Linked DNA regions of Homo sapiens: region 2 is linked to region 1. The links are chromatin loops, found by intact Hi-C in ENCODE. Cell type or tissue: PC-3. All regions are shown on one strand. Links, peaks and the distances in the headings refer to the core of each region. The heading gives the core; the rest is flanking DNA.

The links. Peaks named below come from ENCODE experiments on the same cell type or tissue, not always from the same donor. Only the 100,000 strongest peaks of a DNase experiment are listed, where the experiment ranks them.
Region 2: a loop joins it to region 1, with 12 times the contacts of the local background. A loop is called at or near these places in 10 of 110 quality-filtered maps.

Annotation. Positions count from the first base shown.
Region 1 is chr7:134,949,079-134,961,475 of GRCh38, reverse strand. CALD1 (caldesmon 1) reads right to left here. Exons shown (of 15, transcript NM_033138.4): 9 at 10,962-11,102; 10 at 3,364-3,407; 11 at 3,186-3,267; 12 at 1,365-1,502; 13 at 848-943. Among named protein-coding and RNA genes, the nearest start is that of AGBL3, 31 kb to the left of the region's middle. In PC-3, for the core only: a CTCF peak has its summit at 7,080 (motif pointing right); no DNase peak of the experiment used is centred there.
Region 2 is chr7:134,717,831-134,730,227 of GRCh38, reverse strand. The region is part of intron 1 of LOC124901750 (a long non-coding RNA gene); the gene reads left to right. It also overlaps a transcript of CALD1 not described here. Among named protein-coding and RNA genes, the nearest start is that of CALD1, 56 kb to the left of the region's middle. In PC-3, for the core only: CTCF peaks have their summits at 5,224 and 5,431 (motif pointing left); no DNase peak of the experiment used is centred there.

The DNA of each region.
Region 1 (12,397 bases), core at 2,638-10,637:
AAATGCACAGAGGCCTAGGATTGGAAACTTTTTCTTCTTCCTCTAGAATGTAGGATTATGACAGTGGACTCTCAGCTCCCTTGGGCACCAACAAAGCTATAAAAGCAAACTTAACAGGGAAAGCTCAGCAATATACAGTGGGGAGCTTGATACGTTTTCTTATTATAATGACAAATGCAAGCAATTGTCGTATACATTCAACAAAAAGGTGAAAAGAAATGTACTTTTTAGTAAGATAGCTGCACTTAATAAATTAAGAAAATTTTAGATTCTCAAAAACATCATTCATAACCAGTTTTTCTAGTTTCCAGTTTTATGACTTTCCTCAGGAGGTGCTGACAACACAATTAGACCAATTATTTCAACAGCTACCCAATAACTGCATTTTTGTGCCAAGTTATAAAAATGAGGCAAATTGGAACATATGGGTTCCCAATAGGCAACATACATATTCTTTTGGGAATAAGTTTAGGGGTGCTCTTGACAAAGAAGTAGCCAAAATGATGTGACCTTTCATTTTCAAATTTCTATCCAGAATTTATAGAATAGAAGCTAAACAAATAGACGAGTAAAGGATCTAAATTTGAACTGCCTCAGTATTCTAGCTGATTCCTCCTCTCAGTTAGGGTGTAGAGGTGATTATTTGGTTCCATTTTACCCTCTGAGTAACTGAGATGCAGCTTCTTAGAACTGTTGTAAATCTGAACACTTTCCTGTTTGCTATTCATCAGGGAAAGCAAAGAACAGGGGCACTGCCATTCCTAGGTAAACAGACCAACTGCTTGTTTTCTTCTGCTGGTAGAAGCTGGGAGATCAAAGAAACTCAGAAAAACCTAAAGGTACTTACAGAAGGTTTGGGAGCAGGTGACTTGTTTCCATCTGGGGTTTTAGTTAGCCATTCATTGATGCGGCTAGAAACCCCTACCTTCAAGCCAGCAGTTTCCTACAAAGGGGCAATCATCCAAAATATTAAAGAATGAAGTAAACTTTACCTGGGAAGGAATTTTCAAAGCAAATTCAAAATATCATTAAGTATGATTTCACATAACCATAAACCTTAACACTTGATATTTACAGAATATGTTATCTGGTTTTCTTTCCCTGGTAACTCACCCCACTCCAACTCCAAGGGTGGACATTTCAGCCCAGGCACTTTATTTGGAGTAAGATGGCCCGGGCTTAGTACCTCATGCAACCTCACAAACACATTCTCTCTGAGCTTGCTTTTGTGGTCATTGCAAAACAAAGTACAAATTGCACCTTCTTCACTGCTTTTATTATTTACTAGTGTGATTCCTAAATCAAAATCGACATGCAAAAAAATATGCCCCTCTACACTTAAGAGACAAAAATCAGATGCTCACCTTATTTGGTGTGCCTGCTGCAGTGGGGGATGAAAACACATTCCCTTTCTCCCACATACTCTTGATGTTGCGTACACCTTCAGCAGGAACAGGAAGATCCGAGGCTGCCGGCTTTGTAGGTTTTGCGCTTTTTGTTCCCTGAAATTTGTGAGTTATTTTTAGGATTGGTGCTGGGAAGTTTGTTCTCATAAAATTATAGTGAGTTTGTCTTCCTCAACATTATCATCTTAAAAATTCATTGTGTAAACACCTCCACCAAAAATGAGAGTGATAATTTCTGTTGTAAAACTGTATGCTGATGACATATGTCCCTCAAAATAAACCATCACAGCTAGATCAGAGGATCTTTCAAAAATGAAATATGCTTTTTGTTGGGACACCATTTGTTGTGAAATTGATATTCTACTTCGTTTCTTCAACAGATACTTTTTTGTTTTTTTTTGAGACAGGGTCTTGCTCTGTCACCCAGGCTGGAGTGCAGTGGCACAATCAAGGCTCACTACAGCCACGACCTCCAGGGCTCAAGTGATCCTCCCACTTCAGCTTCCCGAGTAGCTGGAACCATAGGCCTCTCTCTATTTTGTAGAGAAAAAAATGAAAAAATTAGCCAGGCATAGTCCCTATGTTGCCCAGGCTGGTTTCAAATTCCTGGGCTCAAGGGATCCTCCTGCCTCGGCCTCCTGAAGTGCTGTGACGACAGGCATGAGTCACCACACTTGGCCTCAACAATACTTCTTAAATGCCTACTGTATGAAGGGCACTTTGCTAGGCTCTGGGGATACAGTCGTGCTCAAAACAAGACGGTTGGGAGGCTGAGGCAGGAGAATCGCTTGAACCTGGAATGCAGAGGTTGCAGTGAGCCGAGATTGCACCATTGCACTCTAGCTTGGGCAACAAGAGCGAAACTCCATCTCAAAAATAAAAATAAAAATAAAAAACAAAAAAACAAACAAAAAACAAGACAGTCAGCTGCAGTGGGCTTATATTTTAATAGAAAGGAAAGATAGTAACTAGTTATACAAGTATTTATTTCACATTGTGCTAAGTGCTATGAAAAATAATGATGTGCCATAAAGCATGGCACACAATTGGGGGGCAGTACTTAGTTTGGGGGTGCAAAGAAGGCTACTCTGAGGAAGTGACATTTAAACCCAGATTTGACAGAATACTTGAAAGAAGACTTAAATATATATATAGTTAAATATATATATATATATATATATATATATATATATATATTTAAATACCAGTAAACCCATTCGTTACAAAAAAACCTTTTCATTAAACAATATTCACGCTGAAAGTAGAAAATAATTTATTTAAAACTCTCCTAAAATTTATCTTTATTATTGTATTTCTTAGAACTTAGAATTTCAAAGTGTAATAAAGCATCATTAATATTCTGACACTATTGGGGGCCAGGTGTGGTGGCTCACATTCGGCTTTGGGAGGCCAAGGCGGGTGGATCACTTGAGGTCAGGAATTCGAGACCTGCCTGGCCAACAGGGTGAAACTCCGTCTCTACTAAAAATACAAAAATTAGCCAAGTGTGGTGGTGGGCCCCTGTAATCCCAGCTACTCGGGAGGTTGAGGCAGAATTGCTTGACCCCAGGAGGCAGACGTTGCAGTGAGCTGAGATTGCCATTGCACTCCAGCCTGGGCAACAGAGTGAGACTCCGTCTCAAAAAAAAAAAAAAAAAAAAATTCTAACACTCCTGGGGCTATTGGACTTGATTATTGTCCTAAGTGTTTTTATGCTCTTCTATGTAGTCAGAATCTATTTCTGTTCAGCAGGACCATAACGCTGAGGACAATTCTCACCTCAATTGCACTGGTATACTGCTCCAGTCTGCTGTCAATCTTGGAGACTATTGCTGCTTGATGGGTCGATTTGACACCACTGCTAAAAAAGTAAACACATACATATAAAAATATGAGAGAGAATCTTCTCATACATATGCTAGCTGATTAGCTCAATTGAACCATCAAGCATATTTACCTTTTCTGCACAGACTTATTCAAAAATTCTGCTCGCTCTTCTATCTAGGAATTACAAAAGAAAATAAACCCAATTAATATTTCAAGCTTATAAACAGTGTTTCTCAGCCCAGGCCAATATCATCCCTGAACCTGTTAAACACACCGAAGAGCATATAAGGGTATTTGAGTTACTGTGCGTAGCTCTGCTAGAAAGCAAAACTACATATAAGGTATTTGATAGTGAGATTTGGGGGAATGAAGGTAGGATTGATACAGGATAGAGAAAACGTGTAAAAAAAAAAAAATCAAGTTTTCAAGGCAAAATAAAGACCAGACAGAAATGGAATAAAAATGCCTCTAAAACAATATAAATCAGTGGCAAAATAATTAAAGTTTAAGACTAACATAATTGGCTGAGCGCTGAGGCTCACACCTATAATCCTAGCACTTTGAGAGGCCGAGGCAGGCAAATCACTTGAGGTCAGGAGTTCAAGACCAGCCTGGCCAACATGGTGAAACCCTATCTCTACTAAAAAATACAAAAAGTAGCTGGGTGTGGTGACACGCGCCTGTAGCCCCAGCTACTTGGAAGGCTGAGGTGGGAGAATTGCTTGAACCTGGGAGGGAGAGATTGCAGTGAGCCAAGATTGTGCCACTGCACTCCAGCCTGGGTGACAGAGTGAGCATCTGTCTCAAAACAAACAAACAAAATGCAACAACAACAAACAAATAATTTTTTCAAAAACACACACTGTTACCCTTTAGGATGTATTTACTAGAGACATACCATGCTATTCGAGTAACAAAATTTTCCCATAATGTTTTAACTATGTATTTGGTATGTAACAGGATTGAATAACTAGGAAATGTGAACTAGTCCCTTATTGCTTAACCTGATTTCCTAACTTGACAAGGGTCAATGATCAAGCCTATTGCTGAACTTAATTAGCCTTGGAACGTAAAAGGCGGGATACAGGTAGAATGAGGATGGGGCACAGCTCATCTGTAATGGCTGAGGCTTCCCATGAAGCCCCTCTTAGCCCAAGTGTGAAATGAGGAAATGAGCCCAGAGAAACAGGGTTGGACATAGAAAAAATCAGCAGTTAGTAGTCTTTGATGAGTTCTTTTTTTTTTAAAGCTAGGAACTTTTTTGCTACAACTGAAGCTGCTAAATCAAACATTATATTTTACTGAAACTGTAACACTTAAATTTAGATGTTAGCAATAAGCAAATATTTGTTGAATCCATGCCACACCCAACTCCAGGCTAGAAATATCCTCTACCACCCATCACCTATCAATACCATGAGCAAATACCTTCTTTGCTTATGACTGCATGTGCCAAAGCACATGCACGCTGAAAAGTTCCATTTTCTTCCCTGTTCAGGACAGTCAAGAAATCTACTGGATTTTAGTTGCCCTAGGCTAGTATGTTTGAGTGGCCCCTTGTCTCAGTGAGTCTTGGTTAATGTGAGAAATTACCATAGACTGGGTGCCTTAAAACAACAAACATTTCTCACAGTTCCGGAGACTGGGAAGTCTAAGATTAGGTTGCCAGCATGGTTGGGGTCTGGTGAGACCTCTCTTCATGGTTTGCAGATGGCCACCTTCCTGCTGTGTCCTCATATAGTGCAGAATAGAGAGGGAGCAAATAAGGTTCTGTGTCTCTTCTTACAAGGGCACTAATCCCATTAAGGGGGCCTCCACCCTCATGACCTAATTGTCTTCCAAAGATCCCACCTCCTAATACCATCATATTGCAGATTAGGATTTCAACATATGAATTTTGAGGGGATACACACAATTCTCCAAGATGTGAGGGGTTCTTTCTGACCCAGACTGGTCTGGGATTCATGAGCAATTAATAAATACCACAGAGTTTTTTTTTTTTGAAAACATGCTTCCTCTCTAATATCAGTTGAATAACAGTTTTATAGATACTAGTAAGAGCATTTCATTCTTTCTGATGATTTCCTACAAAGACAAAAGCAAACTCTTACTTAAAAAACTATGCAAAAAAGTACTATAAGTAGTGCTGACTTTATGGGATATATAAAACATCTGTAAAGTAACTCTTATTTTTCTGATTTTAATTATAAACTTAGAAGTATATTTCTGTAGAAAAAATTCCCAGGTGAGTAAGGTGAAACAGTTTAGAACTATGCAATGCACTGGCACTTTTAATAAATATTACCCATCCGTCCGTCCGTCCATCCATCCATCCATCTATCCATCCATCTATCCTATTTTTATCCCTGCCAGCCTGTCAGCCAAACAATTAGCCAATAAATAATATACTCAGTACCTTCTATATAAAATTGAATACTAATAAATAAAATAGTGCTATTGATCGAACTGTGTCCCCCTAAAATGCATGTGTTGAGGCCCTAACCCCCAATGTGATTGTACTTGGAAATGGGGCCTCTAAGGAAGTAATTAAGGTTAAATGAGATCAGAGCGGTGGAACCCTGATCCTACAGGATTGTTATCCCTACAGGAAGACACACTAGAGAGCTCACTTGCTCTCTTTCCTCCATGTGAAGACACAGTAAGAAGGCAGCCATCTGCAAGCCATGAAGAGGGCTCTCACCAGAAACTGAATCTGCTTGCACCTTGATTTTGGACTTCCAGCCTCCAGGACTGTGAGAAATACATTTCTATTGTTTAATCCATCCAGTCTATGGTATTTTGTTATGGCAACCTAAGCAAGCTAAGATAGACAAGGTCTTTTTCTTTTTCTTTTTTGAGACAGAGTCTCACTCTGTTGCCAGGATGGAGTGCAGTGGTGGAATCTCGGCTCACTGCAATCTCCACCTCCCGGGTTCAAGTGATTCTTCTGCCTCAGCGTCGAGTAGCTGGGACTACAGATGCGCGCCACCATGCCCAGCTAATTTTTGTATTTTCAGTAGAGATGGGATTTCACCATGTTGGCCAGGATGGCCTCGATCTCTTGACCTCATGATTCGCCCACCTTGGACTCCCAAAGTGCTGGGATTACAGGTGTGAACCACTGTGCCTGACTGACAAGGTCTTATTCTTTAAGGAACACAGAATTTAGTAGGGAAGACTAGTAAAGTATATAAAATAAAATATTTAAAAATTAACAGTAGGTACAATATTAAAGAAAAAAATGCTGTGTGTATAAGAAGTAACTATCTGGGGGAGGTGGAGAAGGCTTTTCAGTAGTGTTGATATTTGAGCTGAGATTAGTAGTTTCTGGTTTACATGGTTTCAGAAATGAGTTTATGAAAGTGAGGAAGGAAGTGCATGGCTTAGCCAGGAAAGGGCATTTCTGGCAAAGCAAGCACATGTACAAAGATTTGGAGAGCCACAAGGCACGCAGCGTGGTGAGACTGGGGATAAAGAAAAATTCAGTGTGGTGGGAGGATAGAGGCACTGCAGAAGGGGATAGCGGAGGTGAGAACTGTTCTTTGTCCCACCTGCAGCATCTTTATGACTCAGGGATCATCTTTCTAACCTTGGCCATGGCATTTATTCAAATCACCGAGATTCTCAGATTCCTACTCCTCCTTTTGCTTCTATCATAGCTAACATAGCCTGACTTCATCATTGCATTTCGCACATTTTGTCAGGATGCACTGTCCGTTTACTGATGCACTCCTGCTAGAAAATATCCTAACTTAGTGGCTCTAAACAATTTGTACTGAATTTGTATATTAAATGTTCTGTTTAAGGAATTTAACAAGGGAAATTGGTTCTTCTGAAGACCAAGAGGTGGCAGTATTGTCTCGATAAAACTTGGAATAAAAGCACACCATTCGTTTTAGAAAATTGGTGCTCTCGTTACTCCACACCCTGCCCCAACCAATAAAGGCAATAGAAATTAAAAAATCTTTGAATTTAATTTACTTAAAATCTATTCTTTATTGCATATGAAAATCAGTCACTGCTAACATAATTTAATGATGAAAAACTAGGTACAGACTTTCCCAAACAAGGAATAGAAATCATGAGATATTTTTTAAAAATACAGTAGTTGGTAGTATTTTGATGTCAAATAGCAAATATTTTTCCTCCCATTGGTATTCTACAATGCTAACTTGTGACCACTTATAAAAGTTGCAGGGCCAAGGGTATCAATAGCTATCCCAATTACATTGTAGAATATGAAATTGAGCTTGAAAATCAGAGTCACAGCAAGTTCTTCAAGGCACATACATGGAGGGAAGCATAGACTGTCTGCCCCTGAATATGTGTCTCTCTTACATAGAAATTTAAAATAACCTAGACCTTTTTTATACATCTACTTTAATCAATTGCAGACAAATGCCTCTCCATCAGAGGGAGTAGATAAATGGCTTCCTGGGGGTACTAGATGAAATGGGAAGCCAGCATCTGGCTGAGGGAAAGACCAGAGAAATAGGTACGTTGAGAAATTTGGTAGAGAAGAAATAATTAGAGGAGGGTAGGGTAGGTTGTAGTTTCTCCTGAAAAAAAAAAACAAAAAAAAAAAACCACAGTAGAATTTGGAAGTCTAGATGACTACTATTTTCTTCATGTTACCAAGACTGTTCAAGGAAGGCTTGGGTGGGATTTTAAAGAAGGTAGAAAGAGAGAACATGGTTTTCTTTTTCTTTTCTTTTTTTTTTTTTGAGACGGAGTTTTGCTTTTGTTGCTGCCTCCCAGGTTCAAGCAGTTCTTCTGCCTCAGCCTCTCAAGTAGCTGGGATTACAGGCATGCGCCACTGCGCCCAGCTAACCTCTGCCTCCCAGGTTCAAGTGATTCTCCTGTCTCAGGCTCCTGAGTAGGGATTACAGGCACCTGCCACTTTGCCTGGCTAATTTTTGTATTTTTAGTAGAGACGAGGTTTCACCATGTTGGCCAGGTTGGTTTCAAACTCCTGACCTCAGGTGATACACCTGCCTCAGCCTCCCAACGTGCTGGCATTACAGGTGTGAGCCACCGCACCTGGCCTTGAGAATGGTTTTCACACTGTTAAACGGTTAAAAAAAAATCAAAAGAAGAATAATATTTCATGACATTAGAAAAGCACAATAAAATTACATAAAATTCAAATTTCAGAGTTTATAAATAAAGCTTGCCTACTCCACAAGGCCTTTCTCTACTCATTTTGCTCTGCTCACTTTTGTAATTCTTGAATTGTTTCTTTGAGGCAGTCATTAGAGCCATCAGGGCAGCCACCTTGCTTTGTTCTTTCCCTCATAGGACATAGCATGCATTAAGTATTTCATAAATAATCAGATATTAAATGTATAATCCCTCTGTGGCTTAGTTTAAATTTTCCCTGAAGCAGACCTTGAGACAAGGGTTCAAGTACAAATAATTTATTTGGGAGGTATCAGAAATATGACTGGGACCTAGACCATCATAAAGACTAAGTGAGCCGGGCATGGTGGCTCATGCGTGTAATCCCAGCACTTTGGGAGACCAAGGTGGGCGGATCATGAGGTGAGGAGTTCGAGACCAGCCTGGCCAATATGGTGAAACCCTGTCTCTACTAAAAATACAAAAATTAGCTGGGCATGGTGGCGTGCACCTGTAGTCCCAGCTACTCGAGAGGCTGAGGCAGAAGAATCGCTTGAACCTGGGAGGCGGAAGTTGCAGTGAGCCAAGATGGTGCCACTGCACTCCAGCCTGGGCAACACAGCGAGACTCTATCTCAAAAAAAAAAAAAAAGACTAAGGGAAGTTATTTGGGGATTAAAAAATTCTGATTTTCATGTGGAACAAGTAATAACTGTAAAATGTAAGCAGTTTTTGGTCATTTTGGTGTGCCACTTGATATAACCGTACACATATGTACATAATTAACCATCCAGACCTCGCTATGATTCTTTTTTTCTTTTTTTTGGGATAGGGTCTCATTCTGTCACACAGGCTGGAGTGCAGTGGCACGATCTCGGCTCACTGTAACCTCTGCCTCCCAAGTTCAAGTGGTTCTCCTGCCTCAGCCTCCCAAATACCTGGGATTACAGGTGTGCGCCATCACACCTGGCTAATTTTTGTATTTTTAGTAGGGATGGGGTTTCACCAGATTGGCCAGGAAGGTCTAGAACTCCTGACCTCAGGTGATCCATCCACCTCGGCCTCCCAAAATGCTGGGATCACAGGTGTGAGCCACTGTGCCCGGCCAGACCTGGGTATAATTCTCTCATGGCTTTGTCCATTGTTGATGCTTTATAACCTAGCTAGGTTGATGGAAAATGAAATGTTAAAAGTCCCAATCTCTGAAGATTCATTCCTTTATTCATCATTTAACAAATTTTTATTAAGTATCTTCAATATGATGTAAGGCACTGTGCTAGATGCTCAATGATGTTAATTCTCAAAGAAACTGCCACTGGCAATAATGGTGGACTGATTATAAATCAAGGATGCTACTTTCTTGAGTCCACTGTGTTTTCCCTACATCTCAACTATTCTATCATCTCCCTGACTCAGCTGATTCCTGCTCCTTTTCTGTTCTCTTGGCAGCACTCTGTTTTACATCAAATAGGAGCTGTGCTCCATGAAGGCTGTCATAGGACCAAAGCCATCCTGGAAAAGGACCCTTTCCAAGTCACATTTCACCTCCTCCCATAATAATTGCTTTAAAATTTGCACCTGTACCATTTCCAGCTGGCTTTTAATCATGACAAAGAAAAAATGAACAGCTAGCATGAAAAGCAGCTTAAACTTTTAAAATATACTTTCCTATTTTATAAATTTTAGATGTCTCTATTCTCAGTTGCTCAAAGGAATGAGGCACATGGAGAATGTGGATCAGTAAAATTGAGAGATAATCACCGAATGTCATTTTAATGTATGCCAAAGCATCTAATAAACAACAGATAAAAATTTCACTACTGTCCCTCCTTTCCATATGTTGTAAACAAAGAGAAGCTGTGAAACAGCTGAAAGGAGGTGCTATGGTCCAACATTTATATGTTGAAACTGAGTCCTTGATGTGTTGGTATTAAGAGGTGAGACCTTTGGGTGGTAACTAGGTGATGAGGGTGAGGCCCTTGTGAATGGGACTAGTGCCCTTATAAAAGAGGCCTAAGGAAGCCTGTTTTCTCCCTTTCTCCTTCCACCATGTAAGGACACAGGGAGAAGGTGCCACCTATGAGGAATAGGCCCTCACTAGACACCACATCTGCTGGCACCTTGATCTTTGACTTTCCAGCCTCCAAAACTGTGAGTGATAAATTTTGAGATGGAATCTTGCTCTGTTGCCCAGGCTAGAGTGCAGTGGCATTATCTTAGCTCACTGCAACCTCTGCCTCCTGGGTTCAAGTGATTCTCCTGCCTAAGCCTCCCAAGTAGCTGAGATTATTACAGGTGTGTGCCACCACGTCCGGCTAGTTTTTGAATTTTTGGTAGAGATGGGGTTTCACCACGGTGGCCAGGCTGGTCTCGAACTCCTGACCTCAGGTGATCTGCCCACATCTGCCTCCCAAAGTGCTGGGATTACAGGCATGAGCCACCGTGCCTGGCCCCAGTCTAAAGTATTTTGTTATAGCAGCCTGAACAGATTAACTTGGAAGGATAGCAAAAAGATAAATGAACAAAGGCCCTGTATAATCAATAACTAAACAAGGGGCTAAAATCCAGTCTCTATCATATTCTAATAGAAGTTTTCTGGGGAAAAAAATACCTTGAGAGATGAACCTTTAGGAGTGAAACACTTGAATGGTTTCTTGTCATCTGACAAGCCATCTTCTGGCATCTTCTGGCGTTTCTCAGCAGCTTCTGCTCTTCGCCTTTCAATCTCTTCCTTTAGCCTCCTCTTCTCTTCCTAAGAGAGAAAGAACAAATAACGAGGCATCAGTACCAGCTTCACAGCCAAAGGGAAGAGTGCTGTAGGAGAGAGAGCACAGTTGGAGAGGCAGCAGACTCAGGCCGCAGGCTGGACACTCCCCTTCTAGGTGGTCACCAGAGGTTTAGCCTGAGAGCTGGAGTCGAGCTGCCTGCATTTGCATTCTGGTGCTGCTACTTTCCAACTGCCTGACCTTGGCCATGTTATTTATCTGCTCTGTGGCTCAGTTTCTTCATCTGTAAAACAGGGATAACAATAGTACTCATTTTTTAGGGCTTTCGTGAGGGCTCAGTGAGATAGCACATGTAAAATGCTTACACCAAACTTGTCCAACCCATGGCCCAGGGGCCACATCATGCCCAGGATGGCTTTGAATGTAGCCTAACACAAATTCGTAAACTTTCTTAAAACATTATGAGACCTTTTTGTGATTTTTTTTTTTTTTGGCTCATCAGCGATCATTAGTGTTAGTGTATTTTATGTGTGGCCCAAGGCAATTCTTCTTCCAATGTGACCCAGGGAAGCCAAAAGATTGGACACCCCTGGCTTAGACTAACACTCATTATGATGATTTCCCATAGGATGATACATAATCACCACCATCCTGTGGGTCATTAACAATGACCTCACACTTCTGTATATGTAAAAGGGATATGAATATTCCTTCTACCTACATCCTAGGAGAGTTGTGAAGACAAATGAATAACTTATGTGAAAAGCTATCTAAATCTGTGGTACTATATTTGCCAGATGGTACAAGAGGTGATTTTATGGTTGCTCCCCGCTTCAAGTGAATATATAATTTTAGATGGTTTGACAAACCTGAAATGCTCTAGACGTTGAACCATGGTAGTGCAATTGCAAATGTTTACAGACTGTCTCATTAACCCCTCTGTGTCTTCATTCCTAGTCTAGAATACTCTGTCTTCTCTATCAGGGCTCTGATCAAGTTGCACAACTTGATTTTCTGAGAGATTTAATGCAGTCTTTGGTAGTTCTTAAGCTGTGAGATCATTATCACTGCATGTTCTCAAGCAGAGACTAGATGTTCATCTGTCAGAGGATGTCACAGAAGGATCCTGTGTTTGGTAGTTTAGCCCAAATAATCTCCTAGGTCCAATCCAGTTCTAAGACTTCGTGATTTCTCTTCAGCCTTTCCTGATACTCTCCTCCTCTGAATAATAATCATAATAACAATGATGGCAATAATGATACCTACTAATTTTTGAGTGCCTAGAATGTGCCAGGCACTGGGAGCACAATGATCTATTAAA
Region 2 (12,397 bases), core at 1,381-9,380, 230 kb after region 1:
GAGGGAGGGAGGGAGGGAGGGAGGCAGGGAGGGAGCAAGCAGGGAGACAGAGAATGAATGAGGACAGGATTTGAATCCTGGTTTGGATTCAGGCCTTTTGCTGAATGGGGCAGGCTCCCAGAACTAAAGTTTCAGATTCCCTTCAGAGCTAAGACATTCCCCAGGCAGCAGCCGCCTCATGTCCTCTGCTCTCTCATCTGTGACTGTGTCTGTTTACATGGTGCTCTGGGAATCTCTGTCTTCAGGGACCGCACTCTGGGGCTCCGGGTCCACAGAGCCCACCATCCAGGAGCATAAATCCCATCCAACTCTCCATCCAGAGTCTAGATTTGACCCCAGCAGCTTTCCTTCTTTCTGAGAAAAGCAGGGGCTTTTCTCACTGTTACACATGTTGCTATCTTTGCTTTCAATAGGCAGCAAGTAATTCTCCACCTCCTTAAGCATCACTCAAAGCTCCTCTTGATATTGCCCCTGTCCTCTGCCTTTCTTCTTGGACTTCAAGGTAGCAGAAAGAATCTGCTGGTTTTATTGGTGACTTCTTCAGAAGGCAGTGTCCTGTGGCAGAGGCCATCTGTACAAGAGGGCTGTGGCCTGCCAGGCAGAAAGAAGGGAGGCCCTTGGCCAGGGGGAGACTTGCACTGTACGGCCCTTCAAATCTTCCTTGTGTGTCCCCTCACAGGCACAGTTCCCATCTAGACTTGGGCCTGCCCTCGGGGGCTGCGTGCCACACCCTTCTCCCGTTTATGGGTACTTACCTGCCCTGTGCCCTGTGCCACCACTATCCGAGGTGAGAGGCAGCAGAGGACACAGATTAAACAGGTAGACATCGGAAACCACCTTTGGGATTTTGAGTCCCAGCTCCACCATTTACTAGCTGGGTGACCATGGGTGAGTCATTTGACTTCTCTGTCCCTTACTTTCCTCATCTGTAGAAATGGAGTAATAATACTACTCTATGATAGGGCTTGTATGAAGAAGAATGTGCTAAGTTGTGCAGGAAGCACTCTGTAGTGCCAGTAAGTAGTAGTTATTACCTAAAATCTCACTCCTTGAAGGTGTTAAAAATGATGTCTTTTGGCCAGGCGTGGCAGCTCATGCCTATAATCCCAGCACTTTGGGAGGCTGAGGTGGGCAGGTCACTTGAGGCCAGGAGTTCAGGATCAGCCTGGCCAACATGGTGAAACCCAGTCTCTACTAAAAATACAAATATTAGCCAGCCATGGTGGCAGGTGCCTGTAGTCCCAGCTACTCAGGAGGCTGAGGCACCAGAATTGCTTGAACCAGGGAGGAGGAAGTTGCAGTGAGCCGAGATTGTGCCACTGAACTCCAGCCTGGGCACAGAGCAAGACTCTGGGTCAAAAAAAAAAAAAAAAAAAAAAAAAGAAAAGGTATATTTTATCAGTTGTTCCTCCTGTGATTTTTGTATTTTAATCAGAGCTTCATGGAAGGGCCAAAGGAATTAACCTCAAGGGATAGAACGATAGGGACAGGAAGAGTCTAGAGATCTTTCCATCCCAAATGCAGCTGTTGGAAACACTGGTCTTTCCAGTCAGATACTCTCTGGTCTAATGCTTCCTTTGAATTAAGAAGAATGGGGGTGACTGCTTAAGAATCATCACAGATCTGTTCAATCAGGTTTAGCCTAAAGCTGCCTCCTTACATATTTTAAGTTCGGCCTAAATGTTCCTCTGTATATCGTCAACTATAACAAGTGGAGGTGTAAACAGACTGTAGCCTACACTTGTTCAAATCACTGAGTTTCGGCCAGTTAAATGTAGCCACTGTCCAAACTATGTTCAGATAAGGCAAACGCTGAGCTGTAACCAAGCAGGTTGTTTCTGTGCCTGACTTCTGTTTTCTGTACCTCACTTTCCTTTTTCTGTCCATAAATCTTCTACCACGTGGCTGTGCTGGAGTCTCTAAGCATACTCTGGCTCAGGGGGCTGACCGATTCGTGAATCGTTCATTGTTCAATTGAACTCTTTTAAATTTAATTCAGCTGAAGTTTGTCTTTGATCAGATCAAGACTTAATCCAGGAAGCAGGTTGGTCAGGCCAAATAGGCTCAACGTCATTCTCTACATTGAGTATTATAGCACAAAGAACTCATCACCATTCTCTTTTTAGATTTTACTTTTCTCCATGCTGAATACAAAGAAAATCAGTTGGCATTTAATAGGACGTCCATAAAGTAACTAATGTTAGCAAAGAAAAATCACCAAAAATAGGAAGTTCATAACACAGACTTGGATCGTTTACTTCTTCAGGATCACTCATAAACCTCAAATATGTCTGACTAAAATCTACTCATTAGCAAAGTTAAAGAAAACTTATGGAAGACCACTCATTTGGGCCGAGCTTCTTCTGCACTAGGTCCCAACAGACCAACCCAAAATAGAATCATTCATGCTAATGCTCCTCATCACCAAACTGAGAACTAAGCTTTTCACTTGTACTATGTGAGAAGTCAGGAGAGAGATGATAGCCAAACCCCCAGACAGGCCAGTTTTCCCAAAAAACCCAATGAGATTCACAGCAACCAGCCAACCTGAGCCGGCATGTGAAGGAAGTCCGCTCTGCTTTAATCCGTGCAAGGAAAGTAACCTGATGTTAACCAGGTTTTTGCCCCATGCTGTTTCCTTGTTCCTCCTGTTCAAGCTACTTTTTAAAAATGGACTTTGCTTGTTCTTCCTGCTCAAGCTACTTTATAAAAATGGACTGTTCCCGCCATGCCTGGCAGAGCTCCTGTCTATTTTGTGGACTAGATGATGTTCAGTTTATGAACTAAGAAAAGCTGGTTTGATAGTTTGATCTTTAAAACTCCATTTGTTAAAATTTTGTTCTTTGACAGGAGTAAGAAGCAAAGACGGGTGTGGGCATGTGACTAGAGGGTCCTGAGGAGCAGAAGATGAGTTGCATGTGCTACGATCGCCTGTTTGACTTGCAAAGCACATGGCTCTCACTAACATCAGTAGAATCTGAATCCATGGAACAGATCTTTGTCAATTACTATTGTTATTAGTTTTCCTTTTTATCTGATAGTTCAGATTCTGTACCCTCTTCAGGTTTCCAGAAGATTTCTTTTCCTGTAAATCTTGATGAGAGGCAAAACTTGCTTCCCACTGTAGAAGTGGAAGGCTCATTTCCCAGTCTCCCTTGCAGTTGGGGTTCAGAATATGACTGAGCTCTTCCTGGCAGATGCACCCTTCTAGTAGTGCAAAGAAGCTGTGAGGAGGAGGAACATTTCTGGAGGTTGGCGGCAGTACTGCCAACAATGTGGACTTTCTAGTGACAACAGTGGCTGAGGAGCACCAGATGTGGAGTGATGGTGACTTCAGGGGTGAGCTGTGACGTCCAGCATTATCCTCACTAGATGGGCTCTGGAGCAAGATTTTAGCTGTGGTCCTGGCTGCTGCCAGGCCTCATTTGTCCCTGTTCAATTTCTAAGCCTGGTTTTGAAGTCTGTGAAATACACAATACCCTTTTATTAAATGCTTTTTCTGCTGAAATCAACCACATCTGTTTGAGTTGTTTGCAATTATAAAGCCCTGACTAATACAACTGGTGATACAAATTTTTTTTTTATGGTGATGGCTAGAACTGCCAGCTGTCTGCCAATGTTCTCCTTTTTGTCCTTTTGTAACATAATTCTGTATTTCAGCTGTATCCCTGGCAGCATCCGTGTCCTGATCTTTATATATATATATAATATATTGTATATTATATATCTAAAGCTATATAATATATATTATATATCTAAAGCTATATAATATATATTATATATATAAAGCTATATAATATATATTATATATATAAAGCTATATAATATAATATATAAAAAGATATATATTATATTAAGTTATATACATATAATATATAAAGATCAATTAAGATTATATATGCTAATATATTAATATATTCTTATATATTTATATATGCTTATATAGTTATATATGCTAATTGTATTATCTGAGTCTTTTCTGAATCAGTTTCAGCTGATTTTTCTTCTCCTTATGTGTTGTATTTCTCAGCTTTTTTTGCATGCCTGGTAATTTTTGGTGGGATGTTAGCCATTGTGGATTTTATCTTGTTAGGTGCTGAATAATGGTGTATTCCTATAAGTATTCTTGGGTTTTGTTATAAGATTCAGTTAAGTTACTTGGTGTATTAGTCTTCTAATGCTGCTGTAACAAATTACCCAAATTTAGTAGCTTAAAACAATAGAAATTTATTATTTCACAGTACTAGAGACCAGAAGTCTGAAAGCAAAGTGTCATCAGGGGACCCCATAGAGGTTTTAGAAGAGAATTCATTCCTGACCTCTTCTAGCTTCTGGTAGTGCCTTGGCCACGTCACTCCAATGTGCCTCTGTCTTTGTAGCACCTTCTCCTCTGCGTACATCTAATCTCCTCCTGCCTCACTCTTATGATGACACTTGTGGTGGCATCAAGGGCCCAGCCAGATAATCCAGGATGTTATTCTCATGTCAAGATCCTTAAGGTAATCACATCAGTAAAGACTCTTTTTTCAAATAAGGTGACATTTATAGGTTCCAGGGATTAAAATCCAATGTCTTTGGGCCACCATTCAGCCCATTGCCCTTGGAAATAAATTGATCCTTTCAGGTCTTGTTTTCAGCTTTGTTAGGTGGGACAAGAGCACTGAAGAGTGATATTTGTCAAGCACCAACTGTTAGAATTGGGGGTACCACAGAATCTAAGGGTGATATTAATGCTATACATGCTCAGGAAATTGAGGAATTGCAAATCCTGCCCTAAATCACCCACTTTTGAAAAGCCCTTTGAGAGAGAGATGCATACAAATTATAAAACAGACAAAGTGACACTTCGTTTTCAGGATGGTTTGGATCCCACATGGAATGTAGAATCCAGGGAGATAGGTTGAACCCATGGACACCTCCTTTTGTTCCATGGATGACAGGCCTGAGGAGAGATATCACTGTCAATTTCTGCACTAAGATCCAGAAATATTGAATTAAGGAAAGGCTTACTTTGAGGCCTTGAATAGAGCTAGTCTGGGCTGTCCACATAGGTACTCAGGCCAGGGCTGTGGCCCTGGAGAATGGTGTTTGAGGAGTGAAAGAGATTACAGTTCTTTCTGGCTGTCAGGAGCAATCCCTAGGCCACCTCATGTCATCATTCTCAGAAATTAAATAGAAAAGGGAGGCCACAAGAAGAGGGGGTTGACTGCACCCACCTCTTGGCTCCTAGACACAGGGAATTAGCTGAAGCTTTGCAGAGGAAGAGAAGGATGCAGAAGCCAGCCTCCTGGTTAGGCACAGGACCTTGTTCTCAGCACACTGATGTCCCCCTGGGTGTGAATGGCTGATACACGTTCTTAAGGCCATCCAACCTCAGAAGAGGAGGGAGAGGGCAGTAGAAAGGAGGAAGGAGTATGGAGCTCCCCCTGGAGGAGTGCTGGCTGAAGCATACTGGATTGTTCTAAATTCACTTTCCTAATCTTCCTCTGTACCTGTTTCACAAGCAATGAAACTGAGGCTTAAAGAAGCTAAGGACTTTGGGAGACAGTGTGGTATAGAAGAATCGTGGACCTTGGAGTCAAACAAACCAAGAGTTCTTTAGCCAGCTACTGACTATATGATTTAGCTAAACTATTTTCATGTGCTATTGTAAAAATAAAGTGAAATCATATTGCATATGCAACACTACCATCAAGTCTGGCATACAGTAGGTGTGCTGTAATCTTAGTTATTTTTCCTTTCTTTGTCCAAGGTCACAGAGTCAGTCCACAGCTGGAGGAGCTGAGGTTCAGACTTATATCTTTCTGAGCTACAACCCCAGGCGCTCTCCCCTCAGTGATGCCTTTCTCTCAGCTTCCCCTGAATATTAAACCTAGGTTCCCTTCTCAAAGGCCTTTCCCAGCTAAGCTGGTTAATCTTCATATCCAAGAAACAAGAAGATGGTTGCTAAACAACCCCTTTTTAGGGCTAGAGTGCCTTCCCTTCCCTAAAGTGTATTCACTCTCACCTCCGGAGAAATATAAACACGCCTTGGTGAGGGGCTGGAACTCGAAGCTGGCCAGGCTTGCCCTTTCCCAGTGATTCTTCAGGCTCACAAGGGAAACCCTTGAAGGGAATCCCTCTGGGCAGCAAAGTCCATCCCTTTTATGGACAGATTCTCCTGCTGCCGCATAGCAAACCCTGAGCAAATTTTTGGCATGCAAGAGGCCCCACATCTTTTTGTCTAAAAGGCAAATATGCTTCTCTGAATTCATAACAGCAGCTCAGTTTTAAAATATTTTTCAGATCCCATTGAACGCCTCCTCTATCCAGGCTTTTCTCAGACTCAATAAACAGTAGGATTCTAAAGCCAAGAGAATCCCCCTACTTCCAACATGATTTTGTCCAACTGGCTACCTCTAAACTAGGCTTTCTCAACCTCAGCACTATGGACATTTGGAACAGGTGCATTCTTTGCATTGTGGAACATTCAGTAGCATCCGTGGCTTCCACTCATTATGTACCAGTAGCACCATCCCAGACTGCCCCCAAAATTGTGACAGTCAGAAATATTTCCAGACATGCCACATGTTCTCTAAGAGACAAAATCACCCCCACTTGAGAACACTGCTTTAAACAGACCTGGAATGAGGTTTAAAACTGGTTTTGAGCTTGCAGTTTTCTGCAAAAAAAAAAAAAAAAAAAAAAAAAAAAGTTACCTTTTCTACTGTACTTGACAGCTTGAGTCATTAGTGAATCAAATGGGAATATTGGGGGTATTGAGTATGGCTGGATTTAAGGGTGCCAAGAGCAGTGGTATATAGCATGATATTGAGCACTACCTTATTTCTAACTCAATTAATGTCAGGACAAGAGGACCAGGGTAGGGCTCTGAGCCATACTAACCCTAAACTACCCAGAAGATAGACAGAATTTTCCTAAGGGATTAAAAATCCTAGGCCAAGATGCAGAAACTGCAGAGAAACTTCAGATTACCCTAAATGCCCTTTACATATGTGATCTCATTTAATCTGTGATATGCCTCGAGGAGGTATAACAGTTATATCTTTTTACGCAAGAACTGAAACTCAAAAAGATTGAGTAATTTATCCAAGGTCGGTCAGCTGATAACTGATAGAGATGAGCTTCATACTCAGGCTTAGCTGTGGGGGTGATAGTTAATATTAGAAACCAATCCGTGTTAGTGCTTCCCTTGGCTGGTTAGAATCCTGGTGCCTCTGGAATCACTACAACCCCAGGCAGCTGGTAGGTCTCATCCTGATAGCTCTCATTCTAGAGCAGCTGGGCTCTCTGACAAAGGCCTCTGGAAATTCAGCCCCAGAAGTTAACTGTGAGTCCCATTTTCCTAAATTCAAAGAAAAGCTGACTTGCCTTTCCACTATATATCTAATAGAAAAGGCCTCCCAGCAGGGACTGTGGGTAAATGGAAGTAAAAGGATAGCAGAAAGGAAAGGTGGAGGGGGTGGAATAAGATGTAACAAAGGAGTGAGAAATAAAACTACGGTAGAGGCCAGGCACGGTGGTTCACACCTGTAATCTCAGCACTTTGGGAGGCTGAGGTGGGCAGATCACGAGGTCAGGAGTTCGAGACCAGCCTGACCAATATGGTGAAACCCTGTGTCTACTAAAAATACAAAAATTAGCCAGGTGTGGTGGCATGCTCCTGTAATCCTAGCTACTCGGGGAGGCTGAGGCAGGAGAATCGCTTGAACCTGGGAGGCAGAGGGTGCAGTGAGCTGAGATTGTGCCACTGCACTCCAGCCTGGGCGACAGAGGAAGATTCCATCTCAGAAACAAACAAACAAACAAATAAATAAATAAATAAATAAATAAACAAAATCGAACTACTGCAGAATGCACAGCACAAAGTTGGAAAGATGAGAACACTAAAATCAAAAGATTAGAAGAAGAAGAAAAGAGAAAAGAGAATGGTGAAAGGGTAAGAGAGGAAAAAAGTGGCAAAGAGAAGAGAAACTTGGCCGGAGGAAAGGAACAATAGAAGAGAGGGAATCTGCTCCAAAGTCATCTTTGTGGCTATTGACTCCTGGTGAGCTTTAAATTTGAACACGACCTGTGAATAACCGGCAAGGTGTCTGTGCACAAATCATACAGTAAAGACTTCCACGTGTTAGGATCCAGCCATTCTAGGATATTCACTTAACTAGAATGTTTTAGCTGTGCTCTAGCTTTAAGAAAGAGAAAAACCATCAGAGGAAAAAGCTACAGTCAGGGAATGAAAAGAAAAACCCCACCATAGATCTTCAGGGTAGAGTCACACTTGCTTAGAGCCAAACGGAAACCCCATCACAAAGTATTGAGACTGCGTTCCATAAATTACACAGCACGAGCTACCCCACTACTATCAAGTCTTACCTATGTGATGAAAAATATTCTTCAAGTACTGACTCCAAATCTGATAGGATATTGTGGTTACCATATGTTGATCATTTACCAGTATTCCTACAGCAATAATGTTGCAAGGAATACCATCATCTCCATTGATGGAGATGGAGACACTACCGCCAAGAAGGGTGGAATAACTGGCCTGAGGTCACACAGCTAGTCACTGGGATTGGCTGTAGACCCCCTCGGTCTTTCCCCTAAACCACATCCACCCTTCACCCCCCCACCTCCCCTAAACACACACAGCCATGGGGTTGTATTTTTTGCTATAGTAGAACAGTAAACCCAGTAAACTGTTCTACTATAGCAGTAGAAACCAGCAGTAGAACAGTAGAAACTGTTCTACTATAGTAGAAACCCAGGAATTCTAAGTTTTTTAATCCACAAAGGCTGAAACAAAATCATGCCTTGTGCTCAATTCATAGAATTGCAGAATTCCAAGGCTGGCAGGACTCCAGGGTCATGAAGTACCCCATCCTTTTTTTTTTTTTTTTTGCAGATGACTTAAACCAGGCTCAGTGAGTTGAAAGGCCCAAAGTCACTGCAGTTAATCAGAAAATTAAATTAACTGAAAATCGCCGTTCTTGAAAATATCCTATTCCCAGGCATTTTCTTGCACCCCTAAGGGGAACATTCTTCTCTTCCAGAGGGCTGCTCCACTGCTCTTGCCACAACTGTGGGGGACACAGGGAGGCCACAGAGCCTCCTGTTCCAGCGGCCTATAGCGAATATCAGGAACAGCCCCAGGCTGTTGGGCTACAGGTAGGGAGAAGATTCAGAGGGTCTGTTAGGCAGACCACAGCTTTGCTAAGAAGTTACATGGCAAACACCAAATCACCAGTTCTCAACTCTTTGTTTGATGCTATTACTTTTATAATCTATGGTTCCCTTTAAATCTAGTGTAATATGACAAGCTTATAATTCAAAACACATTTGTACAAAATGTAAAATACACACTGTACAAGCCCATGAATATAAGACACAATGTTCCCTTCAGGCCTCCTACTGAAAGCAGACAACACTTCTTCAAATCATCTGACATTTCTTGTCTGCTAGCTTGAAGACCCTTCATTCCCCACTCTCTGTTGTTTTCCTATTGACCAACTGCTACATTTCATGTGGGTCCTCTTGCTCATGTATGAGTGCATGTTAAGCGTTTGTTTTCCTTTAGGACAGACATTCCCTGCTGTGTTTTTCCTGGATTTGGACTATTTTTACTATTTACTTTATGTTGCCATGGAGATGGGGAGATCACAGATGTTAAGCGTTGGAATCTGGGGCCACAGGAGACATTTATCATTGTACTTTGTATGAAGTAGGCTCTTGTTCCCCATTTCTGCAAAGCCTCATGTTTATTTTATAAAGAAGTTACTAATGAGGACTCAGGCCTAATAAATAATGGGAAACTCTGCTTCACCTCCATGGCACATGCTTATTACAACAGCGATCTTATTAGGAAGGAAGGTAGAGCTCCTGAACACACAGAGATTAGCAGCCGTCAGTTTTTTCCTCTGCAGGAAATAGAAGGATGCATCAGAACAAGGGGCCCATTCATCATTCTTTCCCAGCTCCTTGAAGAAGAGAAACTTTCCCAAATTATTTCAACTATGCTCTGCAAGGAAAAAAAAAAAAAAAAAAAAGAGGAGGGCTAACCAGAGTGCCACTGTCGTCACTAACAAATGTTTGCTGATTACTGGTGAACAAAGGGTGAGTCTGACTTCAGCAAAATACAGTGGGTGAAGTTTACAAAGGCTACATTCTAAAAAATACTAAACATAGGTGCTGAAAGCATACACGCTAACCAAAGCGGGGGTTAAGAAACCCAGCTTTTATTCTTTTGAAGGATCTGTGTAGCTCAAAGTACAACTGAGTTGAAACAGAGATACAAACAAGAAAACAAACACTCACTGCGGGCATCTTTGGCGATTGATGTGAACATTTCGGGGGCATCTTTGGTGATTGATGTGAACATTTCGGGATTTGAACATTTTGGCTTTTGAACAGGTAACTCTCAAAATTCATTCCCTTAAGACTCAACCAAGGTAACTTTTGGCTTCTGTCACCTTGTCCAAACCAGATTGGGGTCCTTAAAAGCTCTTTTTTGCACACACACAAGGCCGTTGACGTCCAAGCAAAACAAAATGGACAAACACATATCGGACAATGGCCATTGATGGGCCCAGCTACACTCTTCCTGTGCTTGGAGAAATCTCTCCTATCCCCCCTCGCAAACTACCGGTTTCTTTCCCTGGACGCTGTTCTCTGCCTGCTCTTTCTAGGAGACAATGATGACTGCCCCATTTCCCTGGACTCTAGCCCTTTGCCTGATTGGTACTTTATTTAGATTGGCTGTTTGGCTCTTCCTAGGCTTCACCCTGGGTGCTCTGCTACTTTTTACAGGTCTACACCAAGTTCCTCTGGCGAGCCTCATAACCCTGTTCTGCTCCCAACTCTTGTTGTAGGGACCCCAGCCCTCTATTTGCCCTGTAAAGTTATTTGGACATATTTTTTTATCCCTTTTTGTCTCTCCTCTTTCTATTTTTTTCTTCCTTATTTATTCTTCACTTCTCCCTTTCCTTCTTCTCTGAAGCTTAAATTTTCTCTTTAAACAATCATTTTTCCGTTCCCAGTGACCTTCATAATTTGGTCTGAAAGTTAATATTTCTGTAGCTAAAATGTTTTAAGAGGCAATAGTGGCAGAAAGAACATTGGACTAGCTTCAGACCTTAGTTCTAACATTTGTGAGCTGTAGGATATTGGGGAAAATAATGTCCTTATACCTCAGTTTCTTCATTTGCAAAATGGAGATAATACTCTATAGTGTACACAGTAGTCATGAGGCTAGCATGGGTGAGAACCACTGATAGGTTCCCAGTAAAAGGTAATTATTTCATTCAACTTGACTCAAAAATTTATTTGGCAAGTGTTATTCATCTAGGTATGACATCTAAGCAATAGTGACAATATTTTGGGGAAATAAAAACTCCAGAAACAGTTGTCAAGAACTGCTAAGGGTCTTAGATTTTACCCTTCTTGAAAACTAGCAACCAGTATAAGACATGAGACTTCTGGGTCAGAGACAAAGAATTTTATTATTCACAACAACAGCAGTAGCCAACGTCTTCTGATTGCAACAGAAATTTGTACAGTAATTTACTCTAATTTTAAAACAGCTGAGGCCAGGTTTTATGCATTTTTAATGCATAACAAGCCTTTTATAAATCATCTGTATTTTACTACTTGTCTCTGCTCCCATCTCAGATACATCATTATATGAAACATTTTTTTCCCATTAAATAAACACATGTATACAAATAAATATAAGTATGTAATTTATAGCAGTTGAGTTTAGTGATTAAAAACTCAGGTTCAGAAGTCAACCTGCCTCGGCTCAAATCCCAGCTTAACCACCACAGAGTGACCTTGGGCAAGCTATTTAACTTCTCTGTGCCTTTTTGTCATGTCTGTAAAATGGAGATAATAACAGTGTCTACTTCATAAGATTGATGAGTGGATAGAATGTTATAATCCATGTAAAGTGCTTATGACATCAAGCTTACAATAAATGGTAGCTATTATTAATAGTGTAAATTCACACAATCCTTTGGATTTCATCTTCTTTCCCAAGAGGAGGATTTAAAAAAATGTTTTCAATCTAGAACTTAGGGTTTCAGAATAAATCCACAGGCACTTATAAAAAAACTGCTCTCCCATTTTTCTTCTCTTACCATGAACCAACTTTAGATTGATTCTGTGTTTAAAAACAAAAGGGAAAAAGAAAAATAGGTACCAAATGAAAATTCTACCTTCTGGAAGCATTCACATAGTTAGTATTGTTTTTTTTCCATGACAAGAAGAATGTTCTTTTATCTAGAAACCATCTATATTGCTAGCATTTTCTCTTTGTTTTAGCTGTAGTCCAAGCAAGTTATTTACTAAGAAGCTAAAAATCGGAAATATATGTCTCCATATTTATGTTTTCTTAGTCATTTGT